Regions from separate parts of the Mus musculus genome. Here regions 1, 3 and 4 are each linked to region 2. The links are chromatin loops, found by intact Hi-C in ENCODE. Cell type or tissue: heart. All regions are shown on one strand. Region 1 overlaps Sgcd (sarcoglycan, delta (dystrophin-associated glycoprotein)). Region 2 holds the start of Sgcd (sarcoglycan, delta (dystrophin-associated glycoprotein)). Region 3 overlaps Sgcd (sarcoglycan, delta (dystrophin-associated glycoprotein)). Region 4 overlaps Sgcd (sarcoglycan, delta (dystrophin-associated glycoprotein)).

Evidence for each region. A loop is a pair of places that touch in the nucleus more often than their neighbours do. Peaks named below come from ENCODE experiments on the same cell type or tissue, not always from the same donor. Only the 100,000 strongest peaks of a DNase experiment are listed, where the experiment ranks them.
Region 1: it touches region 2 in a loop (2.0-fold over the local background); 6 of 42 quality-filtered maps call a loop at or near these places.
Region 3: it touches region 2 in a loop (4-fold over the local background); 5 of 42 quality-filtered maps call a loop at or near these places.
Region 4: a loop joins it to region 2, with 2.6 times the contacts of the local background. A loop is called at or near these places in 2 of 42 quality-filtered maps.

Annotation. Positions count from the first base shown.
Region 1 is chr11:47,022,242-47,030,241 of GRCm38, reverse strand. All of the region lies in intron 6 of Sgcd (sarcoglycan, delta (dystrophin-associated glycoprotein)), which reads left to right. Among named protein-coding and RNA genes, the nearest start is that of Timd4, 220 kb to the right of the region's middle. In heart, a CTCF peak has its summit at 4,973 (motif pointing left); no DNase peak of the experiment used is centred here.
Region 2 is chr11:47,375,962-47,383,961 of GRCm38, reverse strand. It overlaps Sgcd (sarcoglycan, delta (dystrophin-associated glycoprotein)), which reads left to right and starts at 4,637. Exons shown (of 8, transcript NM_011891.5): 1 at 4,637-4,708. In heart, no CTCF peak of the experiment used is centred here; DNase peaks (open chromatin) are centred at 4,571 and 6,301; H3K4me3 peaks cover 2,403 bases; H3K27ac peaks cover 2,997 bases.
Region 3 is chr11:47,248,845-47,256,844 of GRCm38, reverse strand. All of the region lies in intron 2 of Sgcd (sarcoglycan, delta (dystrophin-associated glycoprotein)), which reads left to right. Among named protein-coding and RNA genes, the nearest start is that of Sgcd, 130 kb to the left of the region's middle. In heart, no CTCF peak of the experiment used is centred here; no DNase peak of the experiment used is centred here.
Region 4 is chr11:47,291,152-47,299,151 of GRCm38, reverse strand. All of the region lies in intron 2 of Sgcd (sarcoglycan, delta (dystrophin-associated glycoprotein)), which reads left to right. Among named protein-coding and RNA genes, the nearest start is that of Sgcd, 84 kb to the left of the region's middle. In heart, a CTCF peak has its summit at 3,239 (motif pointing left); no DNase peak of the experiment used is centred here.

The DNA of each region.
Region 1 (8,000 bases), 350 kb after region 2:
ACTTGATTGCTTTTTTAAACAGCATCTAAGGCCCACCAGATTACTATAGTTCCCGTCAGACATGTCGTTCCAGCTTTCTCCTTTTGTTAAGTTTCTGCACCCAAGAGTGTAAATGTTCTCCCACACACACATACCACATTCATTTCCCAGCTGCAAAGTAACACCTTGCTCCTCAAATCAATATTGTTTTTTTTTTCTTTTTTACCATTAAATTCTACTGGGGGCATCAAGCTAATGGTCCATTAAAAACCATGGTTACTTTTCCAGCCCACGTTAATCCAAACACATTCAGGAATAGATACATTGAAATTCATCCTAATATAGCCAAAGCCAAAAGAATCTAATTCCCCTTGTAAAATGATTCAAAATAAAAAGCAATATAATTTTTGCTTTTCATTCCTTGGGCAGCTTCAAAGTGAAATGGACTTTATGTAACTTCTCTTTATGGTGTGGCAGAAATTCTATTTGAGGGAAAGTTAAATATCCAAGGATTATGACACTCAGGCTTAAATGTTAAACTCAAATTTACTTTCCTCACCCCCATGTTACTATGGTAAAAAGAAGGATGTCATAGAACTCTTGTGTATCTGCATGTTTTCCTAGGGAAGCACAGACTGCCTTTTACTCCAGACTCTCTTCTCAAGCTCGTTTATATAGTTAATAACTTGAAAATATAAAGAGACTGGACTGTCTCCCTGCAGCACTAGGGGTAGCTAGCAAGTGCTTATTGATTCTTATAGGAAAACTGTTTCTGGAACAAAAGACAAGCAAATTACTGCTCATTAAAAACAGATTTGGGGCTAGGGATGTGGCTTAGTGAGGGAATGGTTTGCCTAGGATACATAAGGCCGTGAATTTGATTCCCTGTAACACATATACACATGCACAGTCTTGTGTCGCTCCTTTGCACAGGTCACAGTATTTGAAGGTATCCATTAGGGCACATCTGTGCTACACTAGCCCATGAGTTTGTGGGGCAGACTGATAGCTATGCTACTGTCAATGGCTAATGCTTTTTTGCGGGAAGTGATATGTTTTTTCTGTGATTCAGGACCCTCATGCTTTCTTCCTGTATCTTTGTGAGCATAAAAGTAAGCTGAGAAGTCAGTTCTTCTTGGTTGCTGGCAACTAGGAAAAGCATACCTTGCAACAATAGCAATACAAGAAAAAAAAAAGCAATATAAGAATCTATAGCAAGTCACTCTGGAACTAGAAACAGATTCCTTTGTGTTTCCACATTCTTTCATTTCTGTGGACTCAAGCCATTCTCTCGGCTTAGATTTACTTCCCTTTCCTTCCTTTATCAAAGTCATTTCCGAACTGGCAGCTGGAAGACTTTATGAATGGCACTCTGTAGTCCGTGTCGTAAAAACTGGTTGAAGCAAAGTATGGCATGTTCAGCCATACTTCGGTGCCATCCTCAAGTCGTACCTCCTCTAAGCAACATTCAGTCATTCTTTTGCTCAAACATTTATGATGGATATAATTTGTTCTAGGCACAAAGTTAGTCCTTAAAAATACAGGTAAGGAATTCTCAGTTTAAGAAAGCCCCGGAGGAAAAAAATTAAAAAATAGTGAAGTCAAGGTATTATAAAATTTATACCAATATACTCTTCTGTCTCACTTAATGCCTCAGGGACAGCAAGAACTCTGTAAACCATAGATTTATGATGTTTCCCTTCACGTGGACTGAATGGTACATGCTGACTTCAAACCATTCTTGACCGTTAGCATTGAGCCCTGGAAGGCATGACTATGTCTATCATACAGACAGACCCACAATAAAGAATGTTAAATCCATGGACCAGTACTTTGGACACTTCTGGATTTGGAGAGTTCACTTATATAATTATAATTCTCAATTCAATCTACCTTCAAGATCCATTTTTCCCCTATGTAGATTCTATCCATAAGAAAGGTTTCCACAAACCTGTTAAAGATGCCTGCAGGTTCCTTACCATCCTTTAGCTCACTACAAGAAGGAAAGAGAAGTAATTTGTTCTCAACATTGTCTAAGACAGCTGTTATTATGTCCTAGTACATTCCTAAACCAGTAATCAGTGGCCACAAACACAGTGTGCAGAGTGGTAGGATTAATCTGTGAGGGTGAACCCTAAGTCACCTAACTTAGTACACTGGTGTAACTCAACGAACAGGAAATGAACAATGGGTAGGCAAAAATCAAAGGTGTCATTCTACTACTTAAAGAGTTTTGTTTTATCTTGAAGTTCAACTCTAGGATTTCTCAAATCACTAAATAGACTTATCACAGTGAAGAGAACAGGTAGTAACTGATCAATCAGTTATAAGATAGAAAACCACCTCTTCACATTTATGTTGTTCTTAATGTGTTCCAAATTGCATAGCACCATGAAAATAAGTGAGAGTGGAACTGTGTATCTCTCATTAGTGTATATTTTTAATTCACTGAGAATTAGAGGCAGGGGACTTGTCATAAATGTTTTCTGAATGACACTCTTTTGTATCTTTTTTTTTTATTTTCTTTATTTACATTTCAAGTGTTATCCCCTTTCCTGGTTTCCCCTCTGAAAACACCTTATTTTATCCCTGCTTCTTCTATGAGGGTGTTCCCCCCACCCACTCACCCATTCCCACTTCTCTGGACTGTCATTCCCCTATACTGGGGCATCAAGCCTTCAAAGGACCAAGGACCTCTCCTCTCCTCTCCTCTCCTCTCCTCTCCTCTCCTCTCCTCTCCTCTCCTCGATGTCCAACAAGTCCATCCACATGCGACTGGAGTCATAGGTCCCTCTTTGGTTGGTGGTTTAGTTTCTGCGATCTCTGAGGGGTATGGTTGATTGATATTGTTGTTCCTCCTATGGGGCTTCAAACCCCTTCAGCTCCTTTAGACTTTTCTCTAACTCCTCCATTGGGGACCCCAAGCTCAGTCCAATCGTTGGCTGGGAGCCTGTATTTGTTAGGCTCAGCTCTCAGGGGACAGCTATACTTGAGGAGAGGATCCAGCTATACCACTCCTGGGCATATCCAAAAGATGCTCCAACATGTAACAAGGACATATGCTCCACTATGTTTATAACAGCCTTTTGTTTGTTTGTTTGTTTGTTTGTTTGTTTTGTTTTGTTTTTTGAGACAGGGTTTCCCTGTATAGCCCTGACTGTCCTGGAACTCACTTTGTAGACCAGGCTGGCCTCGAACTTAGAAATCTGCCTGCCTCTGCCTCCCGAGTGCTGGGATTAAAGGTGTGCACCACCACACCCGGCTAGCAGCCTTATTTATAATAGCCAGACGCTGGAAAGCACCCATATATCCTTCAACAGAGAAATGGATATGGAAAATGTGGTTCATTTACACAATGGAGTACTACTCAGCTATTAAAAACAATGACTTCATGAAATTCTTAGGTAAATGTATGGAACTACACCCAGAGCTCATGTCTCTAACTGCATATGTAGCAGAAGATGGCCTAGTCGGCCATCATTGGGAAGAGAGGCCCCTAGGTCTTGCAAACTTTATATGCCCCAGTACAGGGGAATGCCAGGGCCAAGAAGTGGGAGTGGGTGGGTAGGGGAGCAGGGCGTGGGGGAATGTATAGGGAACTTTTGGGATAGCATTTGAAATGTAAATAGAGAAAATATCTAATAAAATGAAATAAAATAAAAAAGAAATAAAATATTGAGCTAATAAGAGAAAAAAAAAGAAGAAGGAAGACCAAAGTGTGGATACTTCTATCCTTCTTAGAAGGGGGGACAAAATACTCAGGGGAGGAGATACAGAAACAAAGTGTAGAGCAGAGACTGAAGGAAAGACCATCCAGAGATTGCCCCACCTGGGGATCCATCCCATATACAACCAACAAACCCAGACACTATTGTGGAAGCCAATAAGTGCTTGCTGACAGGAGCTGGATATAGCTATCTCCTGACGTTCTTTTTTATAAAGGGATGACCATCACTGAAGACGTACACATAAAAAATTCTGAAACAGTCATCTCAAAATCATATCTGCCTGCTTTTAGAAATGTTATGGACGGTTTAGATAAGAAGAAATAACATTCCAGTTGGTTTTTTAAAATTACTTTATTTATTTACATTCCCGTTGTTGCTCCTTCTCAGTCTCTACCCCCCCCCCAGTTCCTCATTCCATTCCTCCTCCCCCTTGCCTCCAAAAAGTTGCTTCCCTCCCCCACCTAGGCCTCCCCTTCTGCAGGGCCTCAAGTCTCTCCTCCCATTGAGGCCAAATCAGGCAGATCTCTGTTTTATATGCGCGAGAGTCCTTGAGCCAGTCCTATAAACTTCTGGCTGGTGGCTCAGTCTCTGGGAATATCCTGGGGTCTGGATTAGTTGAGACTGCTGATCTTCCTATGGCGTCACTCTCCCTTTCAGCTTCTTCAATACTTGTGTCTTTAATTGATCATCTGTGCATCTTATTTTGGCTTACACTGGTCAGAAACTAAAATTTCCAGATGCTCTGACAGACATCTTCCTGGACTGAAAAGCTAATCTAAGTAGGTACTTTTACTCTTACAAATTCAAGTTCTAATTTATAAATTGGGCCATCTCCTTATTGTAATAATTTTATAGCTGAGGCTGTAAAATTCATTTACAAGAATAGATGTGAGTATTTGGCTGGAAAGCTAACTCAGTTATTAAGAGTATTACTTCTGCCAGTCATGTGGAGCAGGCCTCAGCCATCTGTAACTCATACTACAGGTGAATCTGATGCCCTCTTCTGGCCCTCTTGTGTACCATATGCAAATGTATAAATATATACATACACAGGCATAAACATAAATGATAACAAAGAATAAATCTTTATGAAAATAGTTATTATCATAAATTGTATAGAAGAGACTTAACATTGACCTGCTCTTGTCAGGAGAAATGATCAGTTGTGGTTGAACATTTAAAATAAAAAGATTACAGAGTTGTACTTTGCCTGATTGAACTTCCTCATGCTACTGCCCAACAAGAGCTGTAAGAGCCATTGCTCCCTCTGCTGTCCCTTTCCTTCTGCTCTGGTACCAGCTGATTCTCTAAAGCCACTGACATGCTGAATTCTTGCATTGCAGCATCCTACCTTAAGATTTAAAAAGAAAGTTATACCATCTGAAATATGGTTACCCTAGAATCTACAAGTAGCCTTTTCAGCTCCTCCCATCTGAAGGTCAGAAGTATATAGACTGCGCTAATGAGAAAAATTTGGCATTGGCACCGAGCTATGAGTGAATAGCTGTCATTGCTTCTGCCTGGGATTCACTTAGTTCTCAAAAATGACTCTCTGTCATTGCTCTCTGATCACAGCTGTGAAATAGTCCCTTATCAACTTTCTTCACAGGGCTCTAGTATTTGATGTTGTGCCTTGGCCAGACCTTTAATGGTGATGTGACTTAGATCTTGCCCTTCGCTGCTATTTTGTTTTTATTCAGGGTGAGTTCAAATGTGTATACTAAAATACTTCAATCAACCTGCTGCAATCACATTCAGTTCTGTAAGAAATTCTGAAGTAAAAGTCACTTGAAGGATATATTTAATCCCTTATTTTTCTCCATTTCTATGAAGGGCATGTAGTTTAGTGTGTCATCTATGATCTGGGTACAGAATCTTAAATTATATGCATAGCAATAGCAATATAACTTCTAGCCAATGATGGAATGAAAAGATAAGACTTTTATGTATGTTCCCTAGCTTTTTAGATAACATGAATTTATTACCAGTTAATTCAAAACAGCATTCCGTTACTCCTCTCTCTGATTATGTGTCTCAGTTATGATGGGAGTAATAAGACGCTAAGGCTTCTGGGTAAGAAATATTAAGTCCTTAACCAGGCATGGTGGACCCTGTCTGCAACCCAGTACTTCAGAGGCTGAAACAGAAGGATTGCCAGGAGTTCAATACCAGCCTGAGATATATACTTAATTCAAGGCCAGCCTGGACTATAAGATTTTGTCTCATGAAACAACAAACAAAAGATCATAGAAGAGTTCCTATTCTTCTCTACCTACACTGTTATCTGGCCTGCTAGCTGTGTCTTTTTCTCTTTAGCCCTTGATCCTGGCAAGATATTCTACATACTTCTGTTCCCAGCCATAATTTCTAACAGTCTCCCCATGATCTAGGCCATGTTCCTCTTTCCTTTTGCTTATTTTAGTGGCATGCTCAGAGGAACAAACAACAGCCACCCAGTTTGTTAGATTCCCAAAGGATTTTATTTCTTCTTGTGATTGGTATGAGTCAACCTCTGACTGCTGTGACAAAACACTGAAGATAAACAGGTTAATAGAAGACAATATCTATCTTGACTCAGGCTTTCAGTTCATGGTCATGTGGCCCCTTCCATTTAGCTCATGATGAGATAGAGCATCTTGGGTAAGACACCTATTATAAAGCAAAGATGTTCACCTCATGGTATCCAGGAAGTAAGCAGTATCCTCAATACTTTTCAAGGGTCCACACCTAATGAACTCCACCTCCCAAATGCTTCATCACCCCTACCTTCCAATAACATGTCTATTTGAGGGCCAAAGCTAAGATCTAAAACATGTGCAGATCCTGGCGTTCTTTTCTGGGACACAGGTACAAAATTTGTGTTCCCTCTGCTACCAGATTCCTCCTGCCAAAGATGGGCGCCTCCTGCTCTGAAACACGACTAGAGACTGGAAAGAGGTACTAAGGCCCATGCTGTTTCAAGAGGTAGAATCTAATACTGTAGCCCAGGCTGGCCTTGAATTTAGTATGTATCTCTCTCTGGTATTGAAGTCATGGCAATCCTTCTGCTTCAACCTCTCAAGTGCTGGGATTGCAGACAGGGTCCACCATGCCTGGCCAAGGACTTAACTTTCTCCCAGCAGCCTTAGCATGCTATTACTCCCAACAAGAAATTTCTAGTTGACTAAACTCATAGATTAAACTCTCTTCCTCCTGTCTCATATACTCTTTTCTCCCTTCATCTAGAGAGCTCCATATGCTCTGGGGATGTGTTACTTTTGACTGTTCACCTGATCTTTTAGAGCCCATTGTTTATGTGCTAAGCCAGGCTTTTTGACTTGACTGTTCTATTGACTTCATCTTTCTCCCATTCTTTACTTGAAGTTGTTGGCACAGAATCCAGAATCAGTTTGTTAGCATAATGGGAAGAATGGTTGTAAACTAAGAAGTCATGTATATTCCAGGAAACATAATATAAAAATACTATCACTCAATCTAGATACATTTATAAAAGTATTTGTTCACAGATTAACCAAAAACATGAATTGTTTGCAACTTTGAGTACATCATCAAAAATCAGAGGATTTCAGTATAATAATAGAAATAGTAATGATAATAAATATTTGTTTCTATTGGTTATTCATTTATTACTTTCTGTAAATTTAGATGATATCTTACTATGTTGTTTGGTTTTTATTGTAATTAAATCTAATGACATTTCTTCCCTTCTTTGCTCCCTCCAACCTCTTGCATGTCTCAGGTGTTTATTGTTATTTGCTATAACAGAATACTAGAGCTGAAGAAAATATAAAGAATGAAAGTTTCTTTTCAATAGTAGACTGCCTATCTAATGGACATGAGACTTATATTTAGTTCCCAGCATCTCTCTCTCTCTCTCTCTCTCTCTCTCTCTCTCACACACACACACACACACACACACACACACACACACAGCATAAATATCTGTCTCCTGATTCTAGATGGTAGGAAATACAGGAATATTTATTATTATGTGGAAGAATCTATGACTTTCTCTCTCTTCTTTAAGGCCACTAAGGAAATTATAGTGCCCCTACCCTCATGACCCCAACTAAGTCTAATTACAACCTCAAAGTCCCACCCTCAAATAGCATTAATATAACCATGAGCATGGAGTTTCTGGAATATGACCTCATGGCAGGGGTGTATATTCAAACTGTAGCAGATATTGCTAGGAATATTATAAATCTGTGCCAACCCAAATGCCATGGAAGACATTAACAGTATCCATGCCTGTGCTCTTCAAGGGAAATATTTCTGCGACCTGACATCATC
Region 2 (8,000 bases):
AAAGGGTGTTTGCAATGAGTTCCATTCAGCTACTCACTTCTATATCAATTTCTTCTCAAGATAATGACTGATCTTAAGAAGCCTTCCCGATGTAGTACGTGGAAAACTGAATTTTCAAAACTGTAGGTGACTTCAGTATGTCTTGCCAATAAAGATACTCTCATAATGTGTGTGCCATTAGTTTGTCACAGAGCCATAAGTAGCCCCAAATTCTTACACAAAAAATGTCTCTTCAAAATCAACTGATTACCTCTGGCCATTGGAAAGTGGCCCAGTCTATTCTGCAGATTCAAACAGGGTGTGCCTCCTCACTGGGCACTGTTTGCAAAATAAACCCTCAGATAAAATGGGGCACCAGGCTGCTCTCTTAATAGCCTGCTACTCATTTAACTAAGTTGAATTCAATTGTTTTGGCTTGAGCATGATAAGCTCTTTTTTCATCTTCTGACTAAACATTGCCTTACACTATTCCAAGAAGACTTCCCCAGAATACCCATGGAAGGAATTACATAGGCAAAGTTTGGAGCTAAAAGGAAAGAATGGACCATCCAGAGACTACCCCACCCAGGGATCTGTTCCATAATCAGCCACCAAACCCAGACACTATTGCATATGCCAGCAAGATTTTGCTGAAGGGACCCTGATATAGCTGTCTCATGTGAGGCTATGCCAGTGCCTGGCAAATATAGAAGTGGGTGCTCACAGTCATCTATAGGATGGAACACAGGGTCCCCAATGGAGGAGCTAGAGAAAATACCCAAGGAGCTGAAGGGGTCTGCAACCCCATAGGTGGAACAACAATATGAACTAACCAGTATCCCCAGAGCTTGTGTCTCTAGCTGTATATATAGCAGAAGATGGCCTAGTTGGCCATCATTGGGAAGAGAGGCCCCTAGGTCTTGCAAACTTTATATACCCCAGTACAGGGGAATGCCAGGGCTAAGACATGGGAGTGGGTGAGTAGGGGAGCAGGGAGGGTATAGGGAACTTTCTGGATAGCATTTGAAACATAAATAAAGAAAATAATAAAAAAAGAAGACTTCCCATGGAAAAGCGGTTAGGGTATATTGTTATTCTCTTAGCACTTCTCACTTTATTGTTTTTCTATTGTGGGGTGTGTGTGTGTGTGTGTGTGTGTGTGTAATATATGGGTGAAAAGACTATAGGAGGATATTATTCGGTGCCCTATCATTCTCCCTGACTCCATGGAAACAGGATCTCAATCAGTAACCTGACAGGTCTCAGTAAGACCTTTCCTCAATGGAGTAACCTGAATCTAAAGCTAGGCTGGCTGCCAGCAAGCCCCAGAGATCACCCTACCCAATTCCAAACACTAGGGTAAGCTAGCATCCTGGGATCCTTGACTGACTTTTCACATGACTGTAGGGAGTTGAATTCAGGACCCCATGCTTCTAGAGGAAGACCACTTATCCACTAATCCATCTCCCTAAGCCCTTCCTAGCACGTTAGTGGACATTCTACTCTCCCCCCCCCCAATCCCTTGATAAGTCTACTCAACCCATGGCTCTGATGGCTCTGACTATTTTCCTTTAGCCTACCAGTGTATCATGTGAGACGAATATGGCCAGGTTGTTGACCCTATCTGTGTGGTCAGAGACTTGTTTGGCAGTGATCATGTGGATCAAGGTGGACCTAATAGAGGGATCCCTTTGAGGTGAAAGACCTGGAATTTTTCTCAGTGAAAGTGAAGCAGCTGGGAATGCCTCACTGCCCAGAACAGAGATGACATTGGAGCCAAGAGAAGCCTAGTGGAAGAGAGGGCAAAACCTTGACAGCATCCTCCTGGCTCTTCTCATGCTTCAGGACTGCATGCAGACTCACAGTTGTTAATTTAGTACATTCCCCACCCCGCTCCCCCTTTTTTTTCCTTTTGGCTAATTTGAATGAATTCTATCTGCTGTAATCGAGGACTACTCAAGAACTACTCAAGAGAAGGAGACTGAGGAATGAGTTCTACCATCCTTTGCGAAGGGAACCCTGGAGTATTAAACACTAGCTGCAATTAGGTAATTTAAACATTTACTGGGTGCTACACTAGCCACACACCCCCCCCCCCAGTTATTTTACACAACACTCATCATATAAAAATTAAGAACCTAAAACTGTGAGCCTGTTTTCCCAGTGGGTTGCCCTGTCTTTAATAACTTAAACATTGGTAAACCACTCAACATTAAGAACTGTTTAAACTCCATCTTTCATTCTGCTGGAGGAAGCGGCACACAGCTTAATTAAGCACTGGGCGCGCGCCGTCACCACTAAGACAAAGGCAGTAGAAAGAAATCCACAAATAAACATCCAATTCTTTAGGATTTGTAGCAGCTGTTTCCTCTGAATGGTTTCTCTCTCCATGTGGGGATTTCACCTTGCTGCTGGCCCTTGGGGATGGAGCTGTTTCTGAATGTGGGCATTGCAACTGTGAACTATTGTTCTGAGCTTCGTGCTGAAGTCGAAGTCTCTGGACAGCTCTTGGTTCAGCCTCCCAGGACTCACTATGGATTTGATTCTCACTGTGCCTTTCCTACGGGTTAACCTGGAGGAAAGACTCCCGTGCTCTGGTAATGAATGAAGAGTAGCTGCATGGCTGGCTTATTGTTCCAACTTAAACATCGGGGCAGTTTCCTGTGCTTGAGTTGATATGCCCTCTTGAGACAGCAGAAAATAGCGACAGAATTCAGATTTAAAAAAAAAGAAGAAGGGGGGGGTCTAGGTTTTACTCCACCAAAACAACAAAGAAACTTAAGTGATTTATAGCACTGTTGTAAATGTGTCAGTCACCTGGATTTTCCTCAATAAATGGGTAACTACTCCTATAAGGTAGAATTATTAATTTTAATTCACCATTGACAAAAACCAAGGCCCAAAGTATTTAAACAAATTGACTAGAACCTACAGCTGGGACCGCTAGTTAGAGGAGAGAAACAGTTATACTCAGAATTGATTGAAGGCTGCTCACCTGAAAGCTGGGTGGTATAACCTTCCCAGAATACACAACAGTAGAAAGAGCACACATGACAGGGACACAGGGTGCCTTTGCCAGCATCAGCTCTGGCAATAACTGTCTTCGCAACTCCGGATGAATCATCTCATCTCCCTAGGCCTGGGTTTCTCTGTGTAAGATGAAGGTTGGAAACTATTTGTATTGAACAGTCTCTAAGTTCTCTGGCTCTATAATTATTATACCATGACCTCAGATGTATGGGTGTGTCTCACCACATGTGCCTGAATACACACACACACTGGCATGCATGCTTGCAGGAATGCCCACCATGCTTCCCAAGGCAAAAACTTAATTATGCTGAGAAGATTCAACACAATCTGATGCCAAACCCTGAACGCCAGTGAGTTCTAAGATCTACAGCAGCCCACTCAAGAACATATAAATAGTTTTTAAATCTGGTAAGAAAATGGGAAGACAGAAACAAACAAACAAACAAACAAAGAGGGAGGAAAAGAAGGAGGAAAGAAAGAGAAAAATGTTGATGTGTGTGATTTAAATGTTAACACAAAACAAAACAACAAAACTCATACACCAAATGTTTCTCTTTAACCTGTTTTCTGGAACATTAAGTTGAAAACGTTGCTTTGGCTTACCAGATATAGGTAGCTTCCCTTTGGAAGCACATGTGTTTTGAGATTTGTCTCCTTTTTTTATGATAGGAAAGAGAAAATGTCAAAGGTAGACCACAAAACCCAGCAGGAGGTACCCACAACATCTTGAGGGAATGCCACCCAGGAAAGAGAAAATTACAGCTTCACAGATGTAGTATGCATTCTGGTCCCAGGTTCTTTTCTTTTCCTGTCACTTTAACAGAGTTGTCACAGCATGTAAAACGTTACAGCCAGTACCATGTTACCTGCACAGCTTTAGAGCAAAAAGTATCAGAAGTGTCTGAGGAAAATAATTGCATTATTTTTAGTTGCTGCAGAGATAGATGCAGCAGGAATCAGGTGGAGGAGACAACTTGGGAGGACGGAACTGGAAATGCTAAAAATATTGCTTCCCCAGCAACTGAAATTTTAAGCAAAAACTTAGGAAGGGCCAGAGAGGAAGATGGAGTTAGAATTTATATCTCTTCGCTGCAGTCGGTTTGTTATTAAGGTCTGGAAGAGGGAAACACAGGGGGCTTACCCCAGGCAGTGGGGGAATTCCACAATCCACGTGGAACAGGCAAGGTACAAAGAGACAATGTTGAACTGGGGGTCGGGGGAGGGAGGGATGGCATGTCTACTGCATCTAGTACCCAGAGCAAAGTTTGTGTACAGAATGTCTGGGAAATCCAGTTTCTAGAAGCAGCCTTCTTTCTGTGAGTGTGAACCCAGCCGACAGACGCCATGAGCGCTCTTGCAAGGAAAGCTAGGCTGTGTTTGACACACGTGTTTCCCATTGATATCTGGAGACAGCCCAGTAGCTGGGAGTCAGCTTGACAAAACCGGATCGAAGTAGAGGCAGAGTAGGGTTTCAAAGCAGGCAGTGAGAGAGCGGGAATGCTGTTCAGGAAATTCTTCAGGCATGGGCAGGGACTTGGCTGCAGTTGTGCGGCTGGAAAATCTGACTGGGGCAGCTCCTGAGCGCAGGCAGGGCCTGCTCACGGGGGCGGGCTGAGTGGCCGCCTCCATCAGAGCCTCTCAGCTTTCCCCGGGACCACGGGGGACTCTCATCCGCCACTCTGTGAAACAGACAAGAGAGGTAGGGGACCGTGCAGCTCTTGCCTTACCAGCCTAGCTTCCTGAGCCCTGTCTGCTGTTCGTTCACCAACACTGGGGGATTCAGGGGTGGGGAGAGGCCGCGTGTGTACGTGTGAATGAACACATTTCAGCTCATCACCTGGGCAGAGGGACTGGGTGCTTCTAAGCTTTGTCTGCCCGCAAAGGGCCCTTAAGATCTGAGTTTCAACAGCACCCAGGCACTTTTGAAAGTTAGCACTGCACAGCTAACAGCACTGGGGAAGGAAAAGTGTGTGGATTCCTGTGTTGACACCCTCTTCCAGCGCTCTGGAAGTTTCCCTTTCTGCTTCACGGGACACTCGTTTGACTGCAAAGATAATCTCCCATGAAGACATTCCGGTTTTGAATGCTTCAGGGATTTTTAAAGGGGGTGTTCCAAGCAGGAAACCGTTCTCTGCTTTTGGAGGGAATCAGAGTTGGAAGTTTTTATTTTGGAATACACTTTTTTTTTTTTTTTTTTTTGTAGGAACAGATGTGTGTAAGGCTTCCTGGTGTTTAATTTTCGAATGTGTCTTTGACTTTCTTATGTGAGGTTTGAGTAGCAGTAATATATTTGTGTAGAAATATGCTGGATTGTTATTCTGCCTTTTACTTGGTGGAAGAAATAACCTGTAGTTTAGTAAATGTTTCTATATTTTATAACAGATAATAGAGCAATAGCATAAAACAGTCATTTATTTTTGAAAAATCATTGTTAAGAATAGAGGCAAATAGTGTGAATGTTCTATCGATTGCTCCGTTTTATTTTTCCCTAAAACCAGTGCATTAAAAATGTTGACTAGTTTTTAGCAGAAGAGAATCTTGCCTTTCCTCTTCAATTTTTGTTCTTTCTCATATATGTACACTATATTGTAATACATATACACTATATTGTAATACATATAATAAATAGCCTTCCTGGGACTACTACATTGCTCCTTTCTGTGTATGTATTTAGAAGACAAGCCATGCAGTGTTACTATCTTTAAGAGCTTAGCTCAGCTCAGACAAGTTTGGACTAAAGCTCATCCATCCAGTTTTAGGGCTAACTTGGTGATCAGTCCATAGCAAGTCCAGAGGAGACTTGGGCAAGAGCCTGCCTAGGGAAAACAGAGGAAAGTCCTTGAATACTAGGTCATTAGCACAGAGCCACTAGACCTTATGGTTGCTTCTCTTAGAAGACGGGGTGAGTTTAAGTCCGGGTCCAAGAGGCTATTGTTAGTACTGAATGGAGAGGGGTAGATGTTGAGATGTCTCACTTTCTCCAATCCTGGACCTAAGAGGAGTAAAGCAGAAGTCCATGCTGGGGATAGACTTTTCAGACTAGCAGCTGGTACTTTGCTCATAGTTTTGTTTTTGGAGGATGGAATCGGTTCTATGACTGACAGCTGGCTTTCTCAGTCTTGAGCTGTGGCTCACACATGTTTTCCTTATAAACTTCATCCTTGTTTCAGGAGGGGTAGAGTTGGGTAGGGTGGGGCAGGGTGGGGCAGCTTAAAGAATTTCAGGACTCCCTACAGGCGAGGGAGGGCAGTTAGAAGTCAAGCTGGACCATGGCTCTCTTTTCTGGTGCCCGGGCAGATTAGTAACTAAGCTGAACCATAGCCAGGCACCCACTGCCAGTAACAGAGACAGAGTGATCTAGAATGTCATCCCCCTCTAAATTTAGTACGTGTCAAGCTTTCTGCAGAAAGAGGCGTGACATAGCAACTCTGGGTTGCAGGATTGTGCTCGTGCGGAGCAGTGCCCAAACTGGGAAGAAACTGTAGTTTCTCTTTTCAAGAGAGAATCTCAAACTCTCTTGTAATTTGAAAGGAGGAGTCCGGGGAAGAAAGAGGCAGAGAAAAAGAAATCTGATACAGAGGTGGACCCAGTAAGGACAGAGCTGGGCAAAATTAACATGGGGCACAGAGGGAGATCTCTGCCTAGGAAATTAGCACACTTAATAGAATCTACCAGACACTGCTCTGCTGGCCTTCCCATGAAGGTAACTCACAGCCTCAGTGCAGGAGGCTGTTTTACCTTCCTCACAAGGAGAAACATTATGGTCAGCCTACCCTGCAATGCCTTCTGGAAGTAATCAGAAAGCCCATTTTGTAAGAATAGCATTACCCAGAGGGCTCAGATTTCCGAAGCAGGAGAGAAGAGGCTTCTGGGGCCTTATTTTAGCCTGTATTCCTTGCAGAGCTATTCCTGCAGGAACACTGAGTGAAGGGACCAGGTGGACATGAACAAGTCACTACTGGAATGTAGCTATTCCAGGCTCTGCTAGACCTACTTTATTAAAACAAAGTTTTGAAAAAGAAGATGATGCTATATGAGCTTTTTTAGAGCAAAAATAAATGTTCTTTTTTTTCTTCAGAGATATAGGACTGAGAGAAGATTGTGATAGATGCAGAGATATAAAGGGTAGCTAGAAGACAGGTGACAGAGACAAAGACACAAAGTGTGATGTGGAGAGAGAAAGAATAGAAATTAGGTTAGAAGATAGATAGATAGATAGATATCGCAGAGAGAAGTGATAGTATATATATTGGTCCAGAAAGACACAGAGATAGAGAAAGGAGATAAATGATTGGTAGACTAAATTCATGATAATGATAAAATAAATAGAAGATAAATAGATAGGCTAGGTAAGAAGATAAAATACATAGATAATCAACAGACAGACAAGAGGGAGGGCAGAGAGATAATAGATAAATAGATTGGTAGCTAGTTACAGAGACAGAGATTTGGAGAGAGATAAGTAGATGGTAGAAAAGATGGATGATAGATACATAGAAGGAATAGTTAAGGAGATACATAGTTAGAATTGATAGCTAATTGGTGACAGATCCAATGATGGATAGGTAGGTGATGGATGACAGACAGATAGTTGATAGATTTATTATACACATTATCTAATAACACTCTAAAAGCCAAGAACTGCCATGACATTAGTCAATCTGCTGTTGGAGGCCCAGAAAGTGGGGTTTTATCACTCAAAGGGCGAGTGCATAGGCAAGTTTAACTCACAGACTGAGACCTAGAGATTTTTGAACTAGGAGAAGGAGTTCCAATGGGATCTTTGCTAATCTAAGCTTGAGAATCCAAGGGCCCACATCCAGGGAATTATATGTTTGCCAACAGAAGACATTCCTGACAAATGCTGTTCCTGACAAGTCTGGCTTTATAAAACCTGCAGCCAACTGAAAAGGAATGGCTTTGGACTACTCTCTTCTGATGGAGCCTAGATGCATTATTTTATAATCTATGTTGGGATTTTCCAGGAAATT
Region 3 (8,000 bases), 130 kb after region 2:
ATTTGAGGTTCAGGACTCACAGGAAATCTACTCAATAGAATTTCAGGGCCCTTGTTTTTAATTAAGAATAAATTTTATGTTGTGTATAAAGTAAACATTTTAAAGTAAATAATTTGATACTTTTTAGTATGTTCAGGATGTTGTCTAACTGCCATATCTAGTTCCCATGCATTTTTCTCACCTCTAAAGGAAACTTTATGTCCACCAGGCTGACTTTCACTTTCTTCTCCCTTCAGCCACTGGTGACTGCCATGTGCACCCAAGTCCTATGGATTTACATATTCCAAATCTCTTAGGTAGATGGAAGTGTGTCGTCTCTAACTTCTTTGTTGAGCCCGGCTTCTTTCACTTGCCATAATGATTCACCTACCTATACCAAATTCACCCTTTTGGCTCATTAGTTTTCCTTCGTATGACTGGACCTGCAGTGTATCTGATTGTCAATAATGTACATTTGAGTTCTCTGTCATTTCCAGACTACTGATGTGAAAGTCGGTGTGTGGATTTGCATGATGACAAATATATTCAGTTCTTTGATTTTTGAGGCATTGAGTCTCTTTATTTAACTTAGTAATGACCTGCAACCTGCTTCCCATTGGGCACTATTGGTTTGCATTCATTCAGAGACACAAAAAGTTTCCAATTGTTTTATACCCTCACTATCAGTACTTATAATTTATCATTGTCATCATAATTGTCTTCCCTAGTCGCTATGAAATAATACATTATTTTAGTTTCTATTTGCATTTCTGCAATGATTAATACTTTTGAGTATTATTTCCTGTTTTGGTATATTACCTTTGGTTAAATGCCTTTTAAAATATTTTTTTTAAGTTTCAAAACCGCTTTATGAATTCTGGAAACTAGATCCATATGAGATACACAGATTGTAAATATTTGCCCTCATTCTGTGAGTTGGTTTTCTGTTGCTTTAAACCAGGGTCCTGATATACAGCTTATGCTAGACTCCAACTCACAATCTTCTGTCAAGTACTGAGATGATAAGCGTCTGCTACTCTGTCCAGCTTCTTTACAACTCATTGCTGGTTCCCTTTAATTATTTATTTGTTTTACTTTATGCAGATGGGTGTTTCCCTACACTTGTCAGTGTACTATGTATGAGCCCAGTGCCTGGAAGTGGCAGAAGATAGTGTTAAAACCCCCAGAACAAGAGTTACAGATGGTTATGAGCCACCTCGTGGGTGCTGGGAACTGAAGTTGTGTCTTCTGGGGAAGCAGCCAGTGTTCTTAACCTCTGAGCCATGTCTCCAGCTGCAGCTGAAGGCCTTTAAAGCATACTTGGTTTTAGTTTGGCTGGAGTAAAATTCATTGAGATTATTCCCTTTAGTTTTATCTGTTTGTTGCGATATCTTCTTTAATGGACTTGTTAAGTTGTTAACTTTATAACAAGCTTTAAGAGTCACTGCAGGGGTTTTAGGCCCTGTGATTGATTGGGCCAAGACATATTTAGTTGAGCATGGGCTTGAACAATTTCTTCAAAGCTGACCCATTTGAGCTCTTTACCCTGAGGCTATGGAAAGTATATCCTATCAGGTGTACCACACTGGTCACAGGTATGGCTTTTAAAACAAATAGACCTCTGCTTAAATCTACCATGTCCTTCCAGTGGCAAATCCCTGGAGTGAGTTACTAAAAGTGTCATCATTTCTTTTTCAGTAAAGACAATGATTATCTCCCTCCTGAGGACATCTCATTAATACATTTATAAAGCACTTGATACATAGTTCAGGCTTGAAAATGTTATCATCATTATCGATGTTATTAATAATCAGCTCCTTATTCTTTGCTCATCAGTACATATAGTAAGGAATTAGAAATGTATAATAATCTCCACCTTGAGTGGCTCTGCACTATTTAAGTGGTCTTCTTTTAGTGTAACTAATTGAAAGATGATTGCCCAGATAAATCTGTATTTTATTCAATCAAAATTCACCATTGCCATGCAGTTCTGTGTGTCTTCTAGTCACCTGGAGAGGTACAGAGTAATCCTGCTTATAGATTTGTGTAATATCCAGCCAAGGCCATTGCTTTACTTCAGCTCTCCTCAACTTAGCAGAACCATGCTGTCAGACTTTGGGAGTTAACTTCATATACTCCATGAGTACCACAAGTAGGCTAGTGGTTCTCAGTAGTCGTAGTTGATTTGGGTGGAAGGAATGTTAACATGTGTGCACTATCCTGAGAGAAGTTTCTGGACTGGAAGGTTTACTCCTCTTCCTCACGGAGAAGAAGCAAGCCCTTGATGGAGAACAGAAAGCACCTGCAACCCACAACCAATTTGTGCCTCAAGTGATGGTGTTGTTTCTTAGGGGACAATTACAACCTAACAGAGTGCACAGGGATAAAAAAGAGTAAAGTTACCTCACTGTGGGGAAGTAGGGTTGTTTGTCTGGATAGGGAAATTATATGTTGCTTCTCTGTGTTCTCTAGGGTGATGAAATGTATTCAGATCAGGCTGTGTTGTGGTTGACAGTTCTCCAAAAGTAGCCCTAACCACGGAGGCTGTGAGCAGTAGTTTTGGAAGGACTCTGTTTATACTCATTGGTGCCCAGGTCCACCATTCTTCATCCCTGGACCTTTCACACACACACCCATCTCTAGGAGTCACTTTTTAAATCATGCAATGAAAAGACCACAGTGCAGTAAATATTCTAGTGGCTTTACAATCACTTCACTTTCTGGAAGACAAAGTGAGCAAGCCATGTGATACAATTCAAAGAAACAAGAGTGTGTGTCAGTCTGTGGTACACTTAACAGTTTTCTGCCTAACTCTTTCTATTATAAGGTAATCGGTTCCAGAGTTTGCAAGTCATCCTTATAACTATCCTTTATGCTACTGCATGACAATTTCCCTTTAGATGCTCATGTATGTAAAAGCTCTTTGTATTCTCCTTAGAAATGCTTTGGGCTTTATTTGCTAGGTTACTAAGATATTTTCAGCACTCAGCCTTAAATGGAATGTCATGCAAAGTACTGGAGGATAAAGACACAGAGTAAGAGAAAGTGTCCCTGTCGATATTAGTGACCTTTTGCTGCTGTGATAAAATACCATGACCAAAGGCAATTTAAGGAAGAAAGTCTTTATCTGGGATAACAGTTCCAGAAGAGTCCATAATAGTTGTGCAAGAGGCATGGGGGCAGGTGGACAGAGCAGGAAGCTGAGTGATCTTATCTACCTACGTGTGTAGAAAGCAGACTGCTAACAGGAAGTGAGGTAAAGCTAGAAATTTTTAAAACTTGTCCTCAGTGATGTACCTCTTCCAGTGAGACTCTGCCTCCTAAAGAACTCATGACATCCCCCAAAGATCTCCATGAACCTGGAATCAATATTCCAAGACATGAGCCGATGAGGGACATTATTTTATTTTATTTTATTTTATTTTATTTTTTATTTATTTTAATTTATTTACATTTCAAGTGTCCCCTTACCCTATTTTCTCCCCTCCCGAACGCCCCCCATCCCATCTCTCCTTCCCCCTGCTTCTATGAGAGTGCTTCTCTACCCACCCCTCCACCCCCACCCACTCCTGACTCCCTGCCCTATACTGGGGCATCAAGTCTTGATAGGCCCAAGGACCTCTCCTCCCATTGATGCCTGACAAGGTCGTCCTCTGCTACATATGCAGCTGGAGCCATGTGTACTCCTTGGTTGGTGGCTTAGTCCCTGGGAGCTCTGGGGGGGGGGGGGGAGAGTCTGGCTGGTTGACATTATTGTTTTTTCCTATGTGGTTGCAAACCCCTTCAGCTCCTTCAGTCCTTTCTCTAACTCCTCCATTGGGGATCCCACACTCAGTGCAATGTTTGGCTGCTAGCATCCGAGCATCTGACTCTGTATTTGTAAGGATCTGGCAGGGCCTCTCAAGAAACAGCTATATCAGGCTCCTCTCAGCAAGCATTTCTTAGCATCCACAATAGTGCTGGAGTTTGGTGACTGTATCTGGGATAAATCCTCAGGCGGGACAGTCTAAATCACCATACTGTCATTTCGGTGGAGGAGATAATAAAGAAGAAAATGAAATGATCTTAAGTTTTACATAGTGGTTTTGAAAGAAATAGCTGTGATGGACCATCAGAGGGAATGGATCTATCTTAGGAAGGATGTAAACTTCTATATGTGTAACTTTTCCCACCTTCTTAGAGATTTCCTTATGATAAAAAATTGCTAAAACTTGAGACTACTCTTATAGATGGTAGTAATAATTTCACAGACCCTTGCAAGATTACACAGCTAAATTGTTTTACTACAATGAATTCATAAATGACTGTATGTGGTTTTCATCAGTGAATCACTGGATAAAACACCATGACCAAAGGCAACTTAAGAGGCCGAGTAGCTGCCTCTCTTGAGTGGTAAGGTTACAAACCAGGGAGGATTCTTTTTTGGTGTTCTAGAACTTCTATGTATGTGGCTGAGTTGTTAGCATGATATCTCTCCAACTTCATTATGAAGGCACCTAGTACTATAAACTTTCCTCTTAGCACCACTTTCCTTGTATGCCATAAGTTTGAATATGTTTTGCATTCATTTTTATTGAATTCTAGGAAGCCTTTAATTTCTTTCTTTATTTCTGCCTTGATTCCATCGTTGTTCAGTAGGGAGTAGTTCTGTTTCCCTGCGTTTGCAGGCTTTCCCTTGGCTTCTGTTGTTGCTGATATCGATTTTGTTGCTAATAGGATATACAGAGTGGGGGTGGGGTTATTTCAACTTTACTGTATCTGTTGAGACTTGCTTTGTGACAGAGTATGTGCTCAGTTTTTGAGGATGTTCTATGAGGTGCTGAGAAGATAAATTCTTTTGTGTTTGGGAGAAATATTCTGTAGATATCTTTTAGTCTATGTGAGTCATCACATCTCTTAGCTCCCTTATTGCTATGTTTATTTTGTCTGGATGTCATGTCCATTGGTGCGAGTGGGATATTTAAGTCTCTCAGTATTCATGGGTGAGATTTGACATAAGATTTAAGCTCAGATGCAGAGTCCCACGGCCAAACACTGGGCAGAGCTCAATAGGAACCCTGTAGAATCACCGTCAAAGAGGCTCCATGAGCCTCTGATGCATCAAAGAGCAACTGATGGAAACAGATGCAGAGCATTAGATAGAATTCAGTAATTCCTGTAGAAGAAAGAGAGGAAGTATTGTGTAGAAGCCAGAAGGTTCAAGAACATCACAAGAAAACCCAGGGAATCAACAAGCCTGGACTCATAGGAGCTCACTAGAATTGAACTGGCAATTGGGGAGCTTGCATGGCTCTAACCTAGGCCCTCTGAGTATATGTTAACGTTGTGTAACTCAGTGTTTTGTGGGACTCCTCCAAAAATAAAACAGACTCTGTTTCTGACACTTTTACCTATTATTGGGACTATTTCCTCCTACTGAGTAGCCTCATCCAGTTTTAATATGAGAAGAGGTGCCTCGTCTTATTGCAACTTGATATGCCATGTTTGGTTGATATCCCTGGGAGTCCTGCCCTTTTCTGAAGGGAAACAGGAGGAGGAGTGGATGGAGAGAGGGAGGTGGGGAAGAGAGGAGGGTGGGGAAACTATGGTCTTGATGTAATATATAAGAGAATACATTTTTTTAAAAACAGCCATCTAAATGTGTCTTGATACTGAGGGCATCTTGCAATCTCAAAGCTGGACTTCCTGAAATGCTTGCTGAAGGCCCCAAGCTGACTGGGTGTGTTTAAAAGCTTACTTGCTTTGAAGAAACGATTTGCTTGAAAAGGTTGACAGTTCAGAACACAGGAGACTCTCTGTGCCTTCCCGATCTCCACCCCTCCCCCCTCATCTTTCTTCTACCCAAACAAATGCTTCTATGGTGGAGGAAACAGAAAAGATCCTGTTCATCTTTTCAGTGATCATAAATAGCTTTTCCCTTCCTTTCCGGAGAGATTGTGGTTAATTTCATTACAGGATATAATGGATGAAGGATATTCAGCAGGAAAATGTATCTATCCAGTGTAATTACATCAACATTTCTAAGCTTTAAAAAGTGTTAGAGAAAGAACTCATTTCGCATCTATAACCAAGAATGTTCCATGTGTTTTTACAAGAGGATAATAAAGACATAAATGGGATAGATGGGGTAAGTAGTTTTACAGATGGCGGTTGCATATTAAAGATTAAATTGCTGTCTATAAATAAAACCACTTTTACAGTAACTAGGTTACTGCTTTATCTTAATTTAGGTGTAATTGAGAGCATTAGCGTTCTTGGTAATAGCCCAATGAATGTTCCAGCAGAATGTAAGCAGGGCGTTCTGCGGAACGCTCACTGATGAATACTTCCGTTGCCACTGAGTGGCCTGAACTGAAAGGTTACCCTGGAAACTGCTGTCTCCAGCCCCTATCATTGACAACTCTGACCCAGAAACCTCTAGAGGGAATTGTGTGGCTGCCCATATCTTAGTGTCCGCTGAGTTATGTCCATTGTATTTGTCTGTATCACGCCTTATAGGTTTTAATCTCTACACCACCCTTTTGGAATCTTCAGCAACAGTGTTGGACATTGACAAAAAGTCCAGATTCAGAGATGTACTTCCACATTCTTAGCAAATTGAGAGCCACAGTCAAAGGTTAAAAACTAAAAACCCTGCTTTTAAAGTATGTTTTCGTCACTTGGGGATGAGAGACAATACAAAATGAAATCTTTCAGATGAAAGAGAAAAAGAAAAAGAATAACTTTCTGGAGCTCAAGAAATGGCTTCATGGGTAAAGAACTTTTCATGCAAGTGTCAGGACTGGAGATATAATCCCCAGCATCCGCCGACCCTTTGGAATCCCAGGACTCAGAAAGAGGAGACAGGGATCCCTGGACAAGCAAGGTATCTAGATTACCAAATGGGTAACTTTTAGGCAGAGGGAGAGGTTCTATCTCAGTACAATAGAGAATGGTGAAGGCATTACCCAGTCCCAGCTCATGGGGTAAACACATACACACACCTATATTCACATATGTGTGTCTATGTACAAGGAGACATGTATACACATTTGCATGGCAAAGAGATGTAAATGTTCAATACATGCACTATATATTTACATATAAAACATAACGTTATTACTGTATTGGTATTTTCCTTCCTCTCACACTGAGAGTGAGGCCACATATGGCAATGGTATCTATAAGGAGCTGGCATGCCTGGCCTAAAAGCCCTTCCTGAACTGCAGGCAGCAGAAATTACTCATGTAATATCCCTGGGCTCGTCTGCAAACTGGCATCATCTAGTGCCTACAAACTGTCTCACTCTGCAAATTGAAGAGAAATACCTGTGTAAAATCGCATGGAAAACTCATAGCATAAAGACACGCATACTACTTTTACCATAATGTGACCTAGAATATTTTATTCATTCCGTCATCAAGCTTGGGGGATGTGTAAGGTTATTTCCATGTCGTGTGCCAGTTTCTAGAAATAGAAAAGTCCATAAGCATGGGCTCCAATGTCCAGGAGCTCCTATAAAAATATGATTGTGATAAAAGCCAAAGCGCTGCTATTCTAGCCTGATATTCTCAATGCTTGTGACATGCTTGGCCTGAGAAAAATCCATGCCAAATGGATGACATAGGTCAAAGAAGGTCTTGAGCTCCAGCCCCTAAACCCCAGCAGACACAGGTATAGAATCCTGTCTTCCTTCAAGCCAAATGAAATTGATTTTGTCGAAAAAAATAGGTGTTACCCAGATTTATATATATATATATATTCATTCCCTGAAGACACTAAGACACTGGAAAAGTAAAGTATATTGAAAGAAGATAAAAGACAAAATAAAAAGGTGTCATGGACACAGCCAGTTATGAAGAAAGCTACATTGAGTTAGGAGAAGAAGAGAAACTGAGAATAGGTGTGACCATTATTTTATAACATTTAAGAATTGTAGGTATTAATTTTATCCTGCATCCACATGTACCATGGCACGCAGGTCAAAGAGCAACATTCCAGGGTCTGTTTATCCCTTCTACTGAGCCGGTCCCAGTGATCAG
Region 4 (8,000 bases), 85 kb after region 2:
GTCAAATGTTACCACCCTATTCCAGGAATATAACATCTAATATAATGCAATTTTGTTTTGTTGAGTTTTTAATATATATTTTGAGGTAGTAATTTCTGATATGTAACTCATGGACTACAGTATTATAGAATTTGATAAATGCTTCATGAACAGAGGTACAAGGGCCTTATTTACATATATATGTATACACATACATACATGGGTTGCTTAACTATCCATATTTTGAAGACCTTCCTCTTGGGTCTCTTTGGATCATGAACAGCGTAATATAGTTCTCAAACTGTGGTACCTGTCAGGCTCATCTTAAGTGTTATAAAAACATACTTTGCAAGCTGAATGAAGAAGCTCATTTCTACAATCCCAGCACTCAAGAGGTGAACATATATGTATTAAGACAGCTTGGGCTACATAGTAAGTTCCAGGCCAGCCTGTACTATACAGTAAGATATCACTTTTCTAGATCCCATTCCTCAGAATTAATGATTGAAGAGACTGCCTAAAAACCCTCATTTTTCACAAGTTCTCTAATAATTCTGGCAATAATAGTCTAGCTGCATTCCCTCTTGAGCTACTATGGAGATATGCTTTGTCACTCACAGGAAAGAAATGCACTTTATATCATTTTTCAAATATGTTACACTCCAAAAGGCCTTCTTCAACCTAGAGTCATAGCAACTTGAAGATGCTGACCTACTATATACTCAAGTGCCAGTGAATTATAAACTAGTACATCCTCAGTTTTCAAAAAAATGAATATCTGAACCTCTGGGAATATAAGTAATGTGATAATGTTGACAGAATTGAGATTTAATTTCAAAATAGTAAAGGCAGAATTGGGACTATCACAAAAATCAACCACTCCTCTTGTCCTAAAGTTGATTTAATATCAACCTATACTGCTTGGAAAAGAACTGTTTATAGCACAAATCAGTGACATTACTTCTACTTAAAGCACTTCCCATGTGCTGTATCCACAGCTGTGCCTCTTTAAATACACATTGCTTGGCCCTGCCAGCAGGCTTCATTTTGCCTCTTGGACTTTCCTGTGATTTAAAATGTGCTATTCATAACACTTATAACTTCCAAGTATTTGAAAGAACAGATGTGGACCTAAAGGGATAATCAACCCCTGCTAATATTGCATAAGTATGAAGAGCTACATTTGGGTCTCTATGTTTATGATGTTGGCATAGTATGAGTTGCCATATGGTCATCCCGCACCAGATGAAGTCTTCTTATGCTTATGGGAAAACTGATGACTTAGTTCAATGGTTATTAATTTCATAGACACTATAGGTGAGGAATAAAATATATAGGAAATAATTCTTGCACTCATATGTCTTCTGAGCTAATTTGAAACAAGACATACATATGAGGTAATACAAGTTTCCAATATTATTTGCATAGTAGCTTAAGCAAATAAACCAAAATTCAGAATCCCAGGACACCTCACACACCTATTAAACCAGCTATGAAGAAGTGATGTCACAGAGTATATATTTTTAACAAGTTCCCAGGTTGATGAAGATGACCAGGCGGAACTGGAAAGTCTGTATGTCTTAAGGTACCATGGATAATTTCAAAGAATAAATCTTTCCTGTATATTATAGAGAGAATCTCTTATAAACATCACCTGCCAGTAAAAAATCCAATGGCCAATGAACTGAGGCAGGAAATGGGAGGTAAGACACTTGCAGGAAGAGTGAGGATTCTGGGAAATAGAGATAAAAGCGAAACACAGGGAGAGTCTTGAGGTGATGGACTGGAGAAATGGCCTTATACTATCAGGTAGCTGAATTCAAGGAGATGCTGAGGGAGACTCAGAGGAGATGTGAGTGAAGAAGTAGCTGGGACGGCAGCAGAGCCAACTAACTAGGTAGTAGACAGAATAGTTTAAACGGGTTAAGTAAGTTAGGAGCTAGTCTGAGAATAAGCCAAAGCTTATGGCTAGGCATTTAATAACAATTAATTACTCTCATGGGAGCCTTGGCTGGGGAAGAAAAAAAAAAAACAGATTTAAAAAATTATTATAACAAACAGTGCCCAGGGTTTTAAAAGCTTTGGGCTTTCATAAGCTACTTAAATAAGGGTTCTTAAACACTTCAACTTTCCTTCTAGCCCACCATCCAAAAATAGGAGAGAAAGATGGTTAATAGGACAAGGAGAATAAGAACCTATTTAGGAGTAGTTCTTTAAGGGCAATTCCAAACATGAATCAGTAACAGCAATCTAGTCCATTCAGGCAACACCAAACACAATCAGTAATGGCAGTTCAGTCCAATCAGCAAACACCAAGAACAAACTGTTAGCAGTAGTTTGATCCAGAAGAAGCCTGGAGGCGCTACCAAGTTGGCACAAGACCACAAAAGTAGCAAGAAGCAACTAGAATATCACAAGATGTTTTTTGGTGCATTTCTGTCTATGAAGTCACAACAAGCAACGTCCAGCAAAGCCAATGCAAGAATGTTGTTCACTGTCTGTTGGGTTATACTTATACTCTTTCCAAACATCACATGTCCTCTCAAGCGTCTGCCTTAGCAAAACACCCTCGCAGAAGACAGCTTCCAGAAAAACATCACATGACACAACTGAGTCTCCAAAGAAACCAGAAATTTCTACCTCATTATAGAGTGGTTAATCCTGGCATGTTAGTATTGACTCATTATTCATTGAGGGCGTGGTACCTGCTCTTGTTCCTTTATTGGCTGATATGATTGGGCCTTTGTAGGGCCTCTATAGCTTAGGACAGGCTTACCCAGAGGACAGTTTACAAACACAGCCAAGAGACATGAAATGATCTATCAAAACACAGGACCCTGTGACAAAGAAATCCAGGAGTACTGGACTCTACAAGATTGGACCTGAGTCAGTTGTGTCACTTACAGATGTATTGAGAACTTCATATAAGTCAGAAACATGCCAGAAACTTGGGAGATGATCATTAGCCACTAGTCACTCCTGCCATGCCTTCATGGCTCCATTTTAAATAACATTGCGTAACATAAAATTTGGTATTTTAATTGTCTTCAAGAATGTAAGGGTTCAATGGTAGTAAGGGCGTGCACATCACTACCTTCTAGCTCCATCTAGAATGTTGCACCATTTTAAGGATCACTCAGTGCTTCTGTCTGCAGTCCCTGGCAACTCTGCATTTCTCTCTGTCTACATGAGTTTGACTTCCTTGGATACGGTTTGTATGCAGAGAATTATACTGCATCTCCCTCTTGTGTCTGAGTTATTTAAGCTAAATGACATCTTCAGAGGGCAGTCTGTTGACATAAAAACCGCAGTTCTCATCTTAAAGGGACTAAGAGAGAATTTAGTCTGCAGCTATTTTGAGTGAACATGGCCCAGTGTTAATTCCACTGAGAGAGAATAAGACCACTACCAAAATTTTGAGCCAGATTTGAAACAAGCTTTAATTAAATACTTGCCAGGATAATGCCAGGTCCATTTCCTTTTTCTTTTTTTTTTCAATTTTTTATTAGATATTTTCTTTATATACATTTCAAATTTCAAATGCTCTCCTGAAAGTTCACTATACCCTCCCCCTGCCCTGCTTCCCTACTCATCCACTTCTGCTTCTTGGCCCTGGCATTCCCCTGTACTGGGCATATACCCAGAAGAAGTTCCAACTGGTAATAAGAACACATGCTCCACTATGTTCATAGCAGTCTTATTTATAATAGCCAGAAGCTGGAAAGAACACAGATGTCCCTCAACCGAGGAATAGATACAGAAAATGTGGTACATTTACACAACGGAGTACTACTCAGCTATTAAAAACAATGAATTTATGAAATTCTTGGACAAATGGATGTATCTGGAGGATATCATCCTTAGTGAGGTAACCCAATCACAAAAGAAGTCATTAGATATGCACTCACTGGTAAGTGGATATTAGCCCAGAAACATAGAACACCCAAGATACAATTTGCAAAACACAAGAAAATCAAGAAGAGGGAAGACCAATGGGTAGATTCTTCATTCCTCCTTAGAATAGGGAACAAAATACCCATGAAAGGAGTTACAGTGCAAAGTTTGGAGCCAGGTCCATTTCTGGGCTGCAGAAAGTGGTGATGAGTCACATTTTGCAGAGGATTAAAAAGACAAACCCATAAGGCCACAATATTTCCCATCAGGCCAAATCAGGAGCAAGCATATATCCTGACATACTTCCTGACTGAGTACAACCCTGCCTACACCCAGTCAGAGGCAAGCATATACCCTGACATATTTCATGCTCGCATACCTCTTGCCTGCATGTGAATAAGCATATCTAGTGCAGTTGAGTTAAACAAACTTGTTTGGGGGTGAAAACTTGTGGCCTGTTATCTCCTATAAACAATAGGCAGCATTTCAGGAAGTATCTATACTTGGGCAAGGGACTTAAAGGCACAATAATTAAAAGTTAAAACATAACTGCCTCTCATATCAGGAACACAGATTTAGGATACCACCAAAGTCCATGTCCCAGTATGAAAGCACTTTATCAGGGTGTTTATAGTTTTACAGAACAAAGACATACAATTGAGATAAGTTTTAAATAGATTGGTGGGCAAACTGAACAGGCAGGTACAATGAGACTGAAGGAGCTATTCTTTTTTTTTATTTTTTTATTAGGTATTTTCCTCATTTACATTTCCAATGCTATCCCCAAAGTCCCCCATACCCCCCCCACTCCCCTACCCACCCACTCCCACTTCTTGGCCCTGGCGTTCCCCTGTACTAAGGCATATAAAGTTTGCATGACCAATGGTCCTCTCTTTCCACTGATGGCCGGATAGGCCATCTTCTGATACATACGCAGCTAGAGACACGAGCTCTGGGGGGTACTAGTGAGTTCATATTGTTGTTCCACCTATAGGGTTGCAGATCCCTTTAGCTCCTTGGATACTTTCTCTAGCTCCTCCATTGGGGGCCCTGTGATCCATCCAATAGCTGACTGTGAGCATCCACTTCTGTGTTTGCTAGGCCCCAGCATAGTTTCACAAGAGACAGTTATGCAGGGTCCTTTCAGCAAAATCTTGCTAGTGTATGCAATGGGGTCTGCATTTGGAGGCTGATTATGGGATGGATCCCGGATATGGTAGTCTCTAGATGGTCCATCCTTTTGTCTCAGCTCCAAACTTTGTCTCTGTAACTCCTTCCATGGGTGTTTTGTTCCCAATTCTAAGAAGGGGCAAAGTGTCCACACTTTGGTCTTCATTCTTCTTGAGTTTCATGTGCTTTGTATAGGCCTAAGATGTTATCTAACAGAATTTTTAGCTTTTAGAACAGTGGAAACCAGTGCTCTGTTAAGTTAATAGCTTCTAAGAGGTTTGTATTTATCATGAAGTGTTCGTTCAGATACAGAGTGGGGAAAGAAATGGCTGTTCCAGAAGGCTGAAACTAGCCCAAGACAAATTAATTAACGTTGGGGACCTACAGAACTCCAATCTCTCTGCAATACTGACATTTTAGTCAGTCCACCAGTCTCTGCAGAGTCTTCTCAGCTAGACACAACTTCTTTTCAGGAATTCTCATTCAAAATTCAAACTGGACTGTGGGGATTCAAATCCATTTTCTGATAGAATACCCTTTCACATGCACAAATCCCATTTTTCTCAGCCATCAGCGCCTGGTAATGTATCAGGTGTTCTGGATATCTGTCTGAGTCCCTGCTTCCCAGTCGTCTTGGTATAGCTCCTAGAGGTGGAATTGCTGGATCATATGGTAAATCTACAAATAAATGAAGACCCATGTGGTTTTTCCATGGCAACTCTTTTATTCTACAGCCTTTAATTTTGGAAAAGATAGCAAAGATAGACTCCTGTCAGGGTTTTATATGTGTTTAGAATAACTGTTTCAGAAACTTTAAATTTGTCTACTCTGTTGCCTAACTATAGCACCAAACTGCAAACCCATAGCATATTTCATCCCTCCTTCCTCCAACCCTTTTATCCTCCTATTGCCACCTACAGAGAGGATGCCAGAGCAACACAGCTCACAGCCTAGTACCATGACAAGAGACTGCAAACTCCAGGCCAAGGTGACCTCTAATGGATGCCTCTGGATCACCCTTTGTTGAATTTTCCATAATTCTGTTGCCATAGTCCAAAGAAAATGATTTTATAGAACGTGGGCTCTGCTGAGTTTGAGCAAAGGCCTAAGGCTAAGGCACTAGAGAGTTTGAATCTTAGCTATATTCCTTATTGTGTGGGAGCCCTGGGCAGGTCATTTACTCCTCACATTTCACCCAACTTCCTGCCTCACAGTGAGATAAGGAATACATAAGGCCAAGCATGGTCTGCTGTGTGGTATTCTCTACAAAGGACTTGTCCTGCTTCCTTCCTGTGTCTCTGCCAGCATCTAGAAGCACAGACTCCATTGCAGGAGCATTTTGCTTCTTAGATGCAATCCCCATTGCTTCTTAAGAACTGATCTAGGTCTTGTCATTCACCTGCAGCTTAGATAGTTAAATGTCTGTGTAAGGGTCAATGATTTGCCGAAGAATAATACTGGACTCAAATAGTGTGTAAATGCAAAGAGTGTTTTATTCTGCAGAAGCCCAGCATGCTGAGGTCTCCTATTACCAGAAAAGAGAGAGACACCCAAGTAAGCTTGCAGGGAATTCCGGGGTAGGTGACCTCTATGTTAATTTGTTAGGTCCATCTCTATGGACCTTCCATTACTGGAGTGTGGGGGCTGGAAACTTGCTGAGGAAGGTCTGGAACGGCTGCTGACCCATTGTCCTGGCCTCAAGCCAGATGTCAGAGCAGCCTCTGAGGTCTGGACTTATGTGGAATTGCCTAGTTCTTCAAAACAGAGATTTAGGCCTAGAATCCTTAACTGCCAATGTGAAGTCTGTCATGGAGTCAGCCGAGCCTTCTCAGCCTGGTCTCTTGAGATGATTTTTCCCAGTTCTCGGGGAAAAGATAAAAACCACCAAGGGAGGAGGGGCAACATGTTCTCTGATAGCTCAACCTTTCCCTGGAATTCTGAGAACTGAGGCCAAATAATATAAAGATTTTGCCTCCCTTCCCTTCAACTGACCATGATAGAAGTACATGTCGTAGCTTCACCTCCACAGGCACGCTGTCTGTCCATACTGCCTTTGGTGCAGAACTCTGAAAGTCTTAGTGTTTGTCAAGGAAACTGTTGTCCCAGGAACATGTATTTTCTAGAAGGCTTGGTAATGTGTCAGAGGAATGGGCCTTTCTCTTGCCTCCTACACCAACGACGTTTTCATGAGCCATGTCTTACCTCCTAAGTGAGTTCTTTAATGCTGAGTCACTGTGGGGACATCCCTCCACTGCTGTTCTCCCCTGGGATGTGGCAAACCTTTTTTTCCTCTCCTGCTTTCTATCTCTTTAAATTCAAATCACTTCTGACCAAGCAGCTGTCATCCCAGGTCCAACCTTAGCTGGCTTTTCACCTGCAGCATCTAAGAAGCATCTTGAAGAAGGCAGGACTAGGTTAGATGGCTTTTTCTTAAGTATGTAAAACTCAGTTTTGTATAACAAATAGTTTCATCTTGCTGGTAGAACCTGGACAGCATGAAACACGTTACATGGTGACAGATGTGACACGGTGTGACTCTTCTAGTCTCTGTCTGCCTTTTTATAAAGCCATCAGGATTCAGATATGGAGGATCCACCCTGATGGACTTCTTGGATCTTAATTGCCCTAACTGCATACCTATGTAAGACTCAGGGAGCCTTAGCTTACCATAGGGGCATCCCCTGAGTGAATCACATGGAGCTGGGATCAATGCAAAAAGCAAGAGAAATTTATTGTTCCAGTGTACTGGGGTCGTCCCAGACCTGAAGGAGAGGCAGCGACCCCCAGTACCCATTTGGCAAGTTTTTTTTATGGTTTCCAGGGGCAGAATAGAGCATCAGCAACTAGGAATGTTTGGAGGAAGGAAAGGGAATGGAGAAATGATGTATTTATTATATTATCTCAATATTAATAGTAATAACAATTAATTTGATAAAAATTTGTCATTGAGTTTTGGA